Regions from separate parts of the Homo sapiens genome. Here region 2 is linked to region 1. A link is an interaction called in ENCODE POLR2A ChIA-PET data of the cell type or tissue named here. Cell type or tissue: HCT116. All regions are shown on one strand. Each heading gives the region's core, and the rest is flanking DNA. Links, peaks and the distances in the headings are about the cores only. Region 1 holds the start of S1PR5 (sphingosine-1-phosphate receptor 5). Region 2 overlaps QTRT1 (queuine tRNA-ribosyltransferase catalytic subunit 1).

Region 1 (4,382 bases), core at 152-4,151:
GCACCATTGGAGTTGGCTTGGTCCACAGGACTGGGGAACCTGGCACTGAAGGGTTAACACCGTCCCACCCTGCGGGTCCCATTGGCTGTGTCTTTGAGCAGAGCAGGCAGGAAAGGTTCTGCCCACCGAGGGAACAGCGGGGGCAGGAGGGCTGGGATCCCCAAGGGGCTACATGGGGGCCTGACCCGGCCTGAGTGCCCCCTGAGTTTCCTCCCACGAGGGTATCCCGGATCCACACTTATTCTCAGCCTCTGGCTCATCTCTCCTGGGGCGCCCTCACCCCACCCGCGGCCAGCAGGGCCTGAAGCATCAGGGGCAAAGGGCACGGTCCTGGAGAAGGTCGCAGCAGCGGGACCCAGCCTCCCTTCCTGAATCTGAGGGTGGAAGAGCTGGGACCGTCTGGAAGTTCCTGGGAAGTCGGGGTGGGGGCGTTTCGGGGCCAGCGGGACTGGTCGTTGGAGGAGCAGTGGCCTGGGAGAGGCGTGGGAGAGCATCACAGACAGCAACAAAGAGACACGCAGAGGCAAAGAGACACGCAGAGACAAAGAGACACGCAGGCGAGAGACTCTGAGATCCTCCTGAGAGAGATACAGAGGAAGTGAGGGAGACACTCATTCATTATCTGGGCATGGTTGCAAGCGACTGGAGTCCCAGCAGCTACGTTCAGCCGGCTGAGATGGGAGGATGGCTTGAGCCGCGGAGGTCGAGACTGCAGTGACTTATGATGTTGCCACTGCACTCCACTCTGGGCCACAGAGCAAGATCTTGTCTCAAAAAAAAAAAAAAAAAAGAAATTCTTACATTGCTGGGGTTTACTGTCTGCTAAGGACACAGCCCAGAAACACCATTAATGAGTAAATCACTTTGTCGTCAGCGATAAGGGTGGGAGAGAATCGGTCGGGGGAACACGGAATCCAGGGGGTGGGACAGGAGAGACCCTCCTTATCTGAGGAGCGGCAAGTTCCCATCACAATCCTGCCCGGGCCCGCCCCACCCCCACTCGCCCTGAGCCGGGGGCGGGAGCGGGAAATTGGGAGGGGCCTGTGCCCGGGAGCAGCGGGAACCTATCTGCTGGTGGGAGAGGACTCAGGCTAAGGTGGCCCCCACTGAAGACTCCTGCTAAGCAACCCACTGAAGACCCCTCCGAATCATCGACGGGGCGTCCTTGGGGTGCAGCCCAGGAAGCTCAGTTCACAGGTGGGTGGGCAATGGGAGGGCGCAGTGCCCGGACACCCAGGACAGAGGAGACCCCTCCGCTGGGGAGAAGAGGCTCAGGCTGCGACCGCCCTGCTGCAGAACCCTCCCTTTCCCGCCTCTCCGAGTCCTCCCACCGCGATGGAGCGTCCCTGGGAGGACAGCCCAGGCCCGGAGGGGGCAGCTGAGGGCTCGCCTGTGCCAGTCGCCGCCGGGGCGCGCTCCGGTGCCGCGGCGAGTGGCACAGGCTGGCAGCCATGGGCTGAGTGCCCGGGACCCAAGGGGAGGGGGCAACTGCTGGCGACCGCCGGCCCTTTGCGTCGCTGGCCCGCCCCCTCGCCTGCCAGCTCCAGCCCCGCCCCCGGAGCGGCGTCCGCTCACTCGGTTCAAGGCAGCGCGACTGCGGGTGGCGCACGACCAGGGCGCAGAGTGAGTGGACTGCACTGGACCTTTGGGGGCGCTGGGCTGGGCCTGACCCGGAGGGGGTCGCCCTGGCGGCCACTTTCCCGGTCTAAAAAGGCGCACCACTCCTTGCAGGGAGTTCTCCGAACTTTTCCTGGAGGCCTCTGGGGAGGGGGAAGCTGGGGGCTCCCCAGCTGGGTGCAGGACCTGGGATACGGGGTGAAGGTGGCTGGAATCCCCTGGCCACCCCCTCCTGGCCGGGCCACTGCAAGTTTCCATACTTCAGTCCTGCTGCCGGGCAAGCTGGGCGGATGGGGTTGGCCTCCCCCTCAGAGCATGTGTAACCCTGTCTCCCTGTATTTGGGCTCCCCACCTCCAGCATGGGTGAGCCAGCGACTTCCTGTCTATGTTTGCCTGCCTTGATTCTCTGTGTGTGACTGAAGCTCTCTGGGATGTCCGCATCCCTGCCTTGTGCAAAAGAGATCCATTCCCCTCCCCAGGCCTTGGCTTTCTCATCTGGACTTGCATGGGGACTATTTGTGCATGGATGTTTGTGTGGGAGCATGGAAACCTTTGCGCCTGCTTCGATACGAAGCATTTCTTTTGAGCTTCAGTTTTCTCATCTGTAAATTAGGACTAAAGGAAGTGGGGATTAATAAGGTCACAGAGGCAGGTGAGGAGTGTTATTACAGTTTAATGACATGTGTGCCCCTCTGTAAGAGTCTGTTTGCCTCTTGTGGATTCTCTCTCCTGTCCTCAGGCTCTGCCTTAGTAAAATGAGTGAATAGGATCAACTTTTTTTTTTTTTTTTTTTTTTGAGACGGAGTTTCTCTCTTGTCACCCAGGCTGGAGAGCAGGGGTGCGATCATGGCTCACTGCAGCCTCGGCCTCCCAGGCTCAAGTGATCCTCCCGCCTCAGTCTCTTGAGTAGCTGGGACTATAGGGGCATAACACCACACCTGGCTAATTTTTAAATTTTTTTGTAGAGATGAAGTCTTAGTATGTTGCCCAAGCTGGTGTCGAACTCCTGGGCTCAAGTGATACTCCCACCTCGGCCTCCCAAAGTGCTGGGATTACAGGCGAAAGCCACTGTGCCTGGCCAAGGAGCAACTTTCTCATGGGGTTTTGGGTGGATGAGGGGGTTTTGGCAGGAAAAAGCTTTGTATGCAGTGAGACAAGAGTGTGGAGTGTGGTGCACTGGGCCCCAGGCTAGTGTGAGTGGAGGTTGTGAAATTGTGGCCTGTGCCACTGGGTGGGAGACCCTGTATTCGTGTGACTGAATTTTGGTCGCTGTGTTTTTCTGCCTGCGTCACTCTGTTCCTGTATGATGTATTTTTTAGTTTCCCTGATAGTGTGTGACTGTGTGTTTTGCCCTTGTAGTGTGTCGCTGTATTTGTGTGTCTCTTTCTGTGTGTGTTGCGTTTGTGTGCGTTCTGTGTGTTTACTGTTACGTCTCTGGAACTCCCTGCTTGTGTGTTTGTGTGTGTGTGTTTGAGACAAAGTCTTGCTCTGTTGTCCTGGCTGGAGTACAGTGGCACAATCAATGCTCACTGACTGCAGCCTTGACCCCGCGGGCTCAAGTGATCCTCTCACCTCAGCTGGGACTCCACTGAGTAGCTTGGACTATAGGCATACACCAACACGTCCCGGCTAATTTTTGTAGAAACGGGGTTCTCCTATGTTGTCCAGGCTAATCTCGAACTCCTGGGCCTCAAACAATCCTCCCGCCTCAGCCTCCCAAAGTGCTGGAATTACAGGAGTGAGCCACCACACCCAGCCGTGTGTGTGTTTGGTGGGGAGGGGGGGTGTTTTGAGACAGAGTCTCGCTCTGCCACCTAGGTTGGAGTGCAGTGATGCGATCTCGGCTCACTGCAACCTCCGCCTCCTGGGTTCAAATGATTCTTCTGCCTCAGCCTCTGGAGTAGCTGGGACTACAGGCACGTGCCACCATGCCTGGCTAATTTTTTGTGTTTTTAGCAGAGACGGAGGGGTTCACCGTGTTAGCCAGGATGGTCTCGATCTCCTGACCTCGTGATCTGCCCCCCTTGGCCTCCCAGGCCTGAGCCACTGCCTCAGGCCTGAGCCTGGGGGGATTACAGGCGGGGATTACAGGCCTGAGCCACCGCGCCCAGCCATGTGTGAACCACCGCGCCCAGCCATTCATGTGTTATTAATGTCCCTTTTTTTGGGACTATGTCACCTTGTTCCCTCGTGATATTATTTGTGTGTATGTCTGTCTCCACGGACTCTATCCCTCCATCCTGAACTCCCCCTTGGACACCATGTATAGGGGGTGATGGTCAGTGGGTAGGGCCCCTTTCCCACGACTTAGCCGGCTGCTGCGAGCGTGCTTACGGGGACCGCGGCCTGACACCGTATCTTGCCTCTCCAACAGCCTTGGGGCGCGCGGCCCATGGAGTCGGGGCTGCTGCGGCCGGCGCCGGTGAGCGAGGTCATCGTCCTGCATTACAACTACACCGGCAAGCTCCGCGGTGCGCGCTACCAGCCGGGTGCCGGCCTGCGCGCCGACGCCGTGGTGTGCCTGGCGGTGTGCGCCTTCATCGTGCTAGAGAATCTAGCCGTGTTGTTGGTGCTCGGACGCCACCCGCGCTTCCACGCTCCCATGTTCCTGCTCCTGGGCAGCCTCACGTTGTCGGATCTGCTGGCAGGCGCCGCCTACGCCGCCAACATCCTACTGTCGGGGCCGCTCACGCTGAAACTGTCCCCCGCGCTCTGGTTCGCACGGGAGGGAGGCGTCTTCGTGGCACTCACTGCGTCCGTGCTGA
Region 2 (4,382 bases), core at 139-4,138, 190 kb before region 1:
CTTGGCTCACTGCAACCCTCGCCTCCCGGGTTCAAGTGATTCTCCTGCCTCAGCCCCCCGAGTAGCTGGGACTACAGTCGCCCACCACCATGCCCGGCTAATTTTTTGTATTTTTAATAGAGACAGGGTTCCGCCATGTTGGGCAGGCTGGTCTTGAACTCCTGACCTCAGGTAATCCGCCCACTGCAGCCTCCCAAAGTGCCAGGATTACAGGCATGAGCCACCACGCCCGGCCAAAGTAAAATTTAAAAAATAAAAATAGGCTGGGCACATGGCTCACGCCTGTAATCCCAGCACTTTGGGAGGCCAAGGCAGGTGGATCACGAGGTCAGGAGTTCGAGACCAGCCTGGCCAACATGGTGAAACCCCATCCCTACTAAAAATACAAAAATTGGCCAGGCGTGGTGGCTGGTGCCTGTAATCCCAGCTACTCGGGAGGCTGAAGCAGGAGAATCGCTTGAAACCAGAAGGCAGAGGTTGCAGTGAGCCGAGATGGTGCCACTGCACTCCAGCCTGGACAACAAGAGCAAAACTCCATCTCAAAAAAATAAAAAATAAATAAAAATAAAAATATGTGAATACTTGTAACAACTGGGATAAAAAATGAGAGATCTAAGTTAGCCATGAAATGAGTTGCAAATTTTTCAGGGCATTCTAAGTTTTTTCTCTTTTCTTTTCTTCTTTTTTTTTGAGACAGGGTCTCACTGTGTTACCCAGACTGCAGTACAGTGATGTCATCATAGCTCACTGCAGCCACCAACCCCTGGGCTCAAGCGATCCTCCCACCTCAGCCTCCCAAGTATCTAGGATCACAGGCACACACTCCCATGCTTGCGTGCTAATTTTCTTTTTTTCTTTTTTTTTGAGACAGATTCTTGCTCTGTCGCCCAGGCTGGAGTGCAGTGGTGTGATCTCAGCTCACTGTAACCTCCACCTCCCGGGTTCAAATGATTCTCCTGCCTCAGCCTCCCGAGTAGCTAAGATTACAGGTGCCCACCACCATGCCTGGCTAATTTTTTTTTTTTTGAGATGGAGTCTCACTTTGTTGCCCAGGCTGGAGTGCAGTGGCACAATCTCGGCTCACTGCAAGCTCTGTCTCCCAGGTTCACGCCATTCTCCTGCCTCGGCCTCCCGAGTAGCTGAGACTACAGGCGCCCGCCACCACGCCCAGCTAATTTTTTCTATTTTTTAGTAGAGATGGGGTTTCACCGTGTTAGCCAGGTTGGTCTCGATCTCCCGACCTCAATGATTTGCCCGCCTCAGCCTCCCAAAGTGCTGGGATTACAGGCGCGAGCCACCACGCCCGGCCTAATTTTTGTATTTTTAGTAGAAACGGGGTTTTACCATGTTGGCCAGGCTGGTCTCGAACTCCTGACCACGTGATCTGCCCGCCTTGGCCTCACAAAGTACTGGGATTACAGGCGTGAGCCAGCGTGCCTGGCCCAATTCTCTTTTTTTAGAGATGGGATCTCACTATGTCACCCAGACTGGTCTCAAGCAATCCTCTTGCCTTGGCCTCCTAAAGTGCTGGGATTCAGGTGTGAGCTATGGTACCCGGCCAATGTTCTGGATTTTAGACTTTCGCTCTGAGGACCTGGATGACACAGAAGGGGCTGCAGAATTGTGCTATTGTTCAACTTGCCTGAAACAAGAGGAAATTGAGGCTTGCAGAGCTTAAACCACTAGTCCAAGGCTACATATGCCAAAGGCTGGATTCAAACCTGGGTCTGGCCTCCAAGTCCAGGCTTATCTTGTGCCCCAGCTGCCCAGTTCAACCCGAAGAGGCCATGCCATCAAGAACGCAGGTGTTGGCCAGGTGCAGTGGCTCAAGCCTGTAATCCCAGCACTCTGGAGGCCAAGGTGGGGGTGGATCACGAGGTCAGGAGTTCAAGACCAGCCTAGCCAACATGGTGAAACCCTGTCCCTACTAAAAATACAAAAATTAGCCAGGCATGGTGGTGCATGCCTGTAATCTCAGCTACTCAGGAGGCTGAGGCAGGAGAATCACTTGAAACCGGAAGGTGGAGGTTGCAGTGACCTGAGATCACGCCACTGCACTCCAGCCTGGGCAACAAGAGCGAAACTCCGTCTCAAAAAAAAAAAAAAAGAAAAAAAAAAAAAGGAATGCAGGCGTTGTCTGGGGCCAGGTTTTGAAGGTAATGTGAGCATCCTCCAACTGGACACAGGGTGTTTACATGCAGATTCCTAGGCCTTCCCTAGCTCCAACTCTGGTCGGATCATGGGAAGGGGAGCTGCATTTTACCAGGACTTTCAGTAGTTTGTGCTGGGGCAGGTAAGCCTCAGAGCACTTTGAGAAGCACCCCATGGGGCGGTGCTTGTCAAACTGCAGGTGGTTGAGAAATGACTTTGATGACGCACGGGTTGTTGTCGTTGTTTTTAAATGAAAGAGAAAAGAAAACACCAGAAAGCATTGCATGTAAAAGGTAATGCATGGCTGGACACACCGGCGTGCACCTATATTCCAAGCACTTTGGAAAGCTGAAGCAGGACTGCTTGATCCCAGGAGTTTGAGGCTGCAGTGAGCTTTGACCTAGCCACTGCACTCCAGGAGGAGCAACAGAGTAAGACCGTGTCTCAAAAATAAATAAAGAGGCCAGGTACGGTGGCTCACGCCTGTAATCCCAGCACTTTGGGAGGCCGAGGCAGGCAGATCACAAGGTCAGGAGTTTGAAACCAGCCTGGCCAAAATGGTGAAACCCTGTCTCTACTAAAAATACAAAAATTAGCCGGGCCTGGTGGCGGGTGCCTGTAGTCCCAGCTACTCAGGAGGCTGAGGCAGGAGAATAGATTGAACCCGGGAGGCGGAGGTTGCAGGGAGGCAGAGGTTGCAGTGAGCCGAGATCGCGCCACAGCACTCCAGCCTGGGCGACAGTGCAAGACTCCACCCTCCAAAAAAAAAAAAAGTAAAATAAATAAATACATAAATAGGCTGGGCGCGGTGGCTCATGACTATAATCCCAGCACTTTGGGAGGCCAAGGGGGGTGGATCACCTGAGACTCCGTCTCAAAAAAAAAAACAAAAACAAACAAACAAAAAACCTAGAAGATCATTAACTACTGGAATCATGGCCATTCTCTCAATACATTCTACTGCACGTGGCCCGAGAGCCTTTGCTCCGGCTATTTTTTCTAGCGCAGTGCCCTTCTACACATTAGCAATCCAGTCCCGCCATACGCCAGGCCCATGTGGGGACCTCCGCGATGGCCAAGCCCTGGGCCTGCCAGCGCATGGCTCTACCTTCAAGGCAGGTGGCCCGGAGATCTGCGTCCAGCCCACCCTGGATAATGGCGAAGAGGTTCTGCTTGTCCGGCCGCTGATGGGCTGCAATGCACCGGTCCAGCCAGCGGATTGACCTGCAACAGGGCCCCAGTCACAAGCCCCAGGGGCCTGGTGAGGGGGTAGGAGACAAGGCTACAGGGACCAGGATCCCCTCCCACCACATATCCCACACATGCACACAGCATATACACACCTGTACATGGCCTCCTCCACACGTGGCCCAGTCACAGTACTGCTAACCACGTCGTCCAGCTGCATGATGATGTCCGAGCCTGATGGTGAGATGGGGGCAACATCACTGGGAAAGCCCGCAATGCTTGGGGAAAGCCTGCCGTCACATGGGGACAAGTTGGACTTCCCCAAGAGCATCCCCCCATCCCCCGTCTTGCTAACTCCCACGTGACTTTCCCGGTCTGTTTATACAGCAGCCAGAAGGAGCTTTACAGAATGTGCCTTTGATCCTGCCTCTCCCCAGCTTAAAATCCTATCCTGTTACACAAAATAAAATCCTAAAATATACAAAGGGATCCCTTGCTATGTGGCGTGCCACAGCAAGACCGGGAAACCAAACGTCCATCAGCAGGGCTCTGCTGACTGGGCGCAGTGACTACGCCTGTAATCCCAGCACTTGGGGACGCCGAGGCAGGCAGGTCATCTGAGGTCAGGAGTTCAAGACCAGCCTCGCCAACATGGTGAAACCCCATCTCTCCTAAAAACACAAAAATTAGCCAGGTATGATGGCACGTGCCTGTATTCCCAGCTGCTTGGAAGGCAGAGACAGGAGAATAGCTTGAATCTGGGAGACAGAGGTAGCAGTGAGCCAAGATTGTGCCACTGCACTCCAGCCTGGATGACAGAGCAAGGCTGTGTTAAAAAAAAAAAAAAAAGGTTAAAAAAAAAAAAACAGGCGCGATGGCTCACGCTTGTCATCTCAGCACTTTGGAAGGCCAACCCAGGTGGATCATTTGAGGTCAGGAGTTCGAGACCAGCCTGGCCAAGGTGGTGAAACCCCGTCTCTACTAAAAATACAAAAATTAGCCGGGCGTGGTGGTATATTCCTGTAATCCCAGCTACTCAAGAG

Evidence for each region. ChIA-PET counts read pairs that join two places held together with the same protein. Peaks named below come from ENCODE experiments on the same cell type or tissue, not always from the same donor. Only the 100,000 strongest peaks of a DNase experiment are listed, where the experiment ranks them.
Region 2: POLR2A ChIA-PET joins it to region 1 with 5 read pairs; 8 of 35 experiments call an interaction of 5 or more read pairs at or near these places.

What each region holds. Positions count from the first base shown.
Region 1 is chr19:10,514,639-10,519,020 of GRCh38, reverse strand. S1PR5 (sphingosine-1-phosphate receptor 5) reads left to right here and starts at 1,574. Exons shown (of 2, transcript NM_030760.5): 1 at 1,574-1,623; 2 at 3,992-4,382. The coding sequence starts at 4,010. RefSeq lists enhancers at 1-229, 3,097-3,690, 3,691-4,284. In HCT116, for the core only: no CTCF peak of the experiment used is centred there; no DNase peak of the experiment used is centred there; H3K4me3 peaks cover 2,032 bases; H3K27ac peaks cover 1,227 bases.
Region 2 is chr19:10,706,493-10,710,874 of GRCh38, reverse strand. It overlaps QTRT1 (queuine tRNA-ribosyltransferase catalytic subunit 1), which reads right to left. Exons shown (of 10, transcript NM_031209.3): 4 at 3,495-3,573; 5 at 3,260-3,375. Among named protein-coding and RNA genes, the nearest start is that of QTRT1, 7.2 kb to the right of the region's middle. In HCT116, for the core only: no CTCF peak of the experiment used is centred there; no DNase peak of the experiment used is centred there.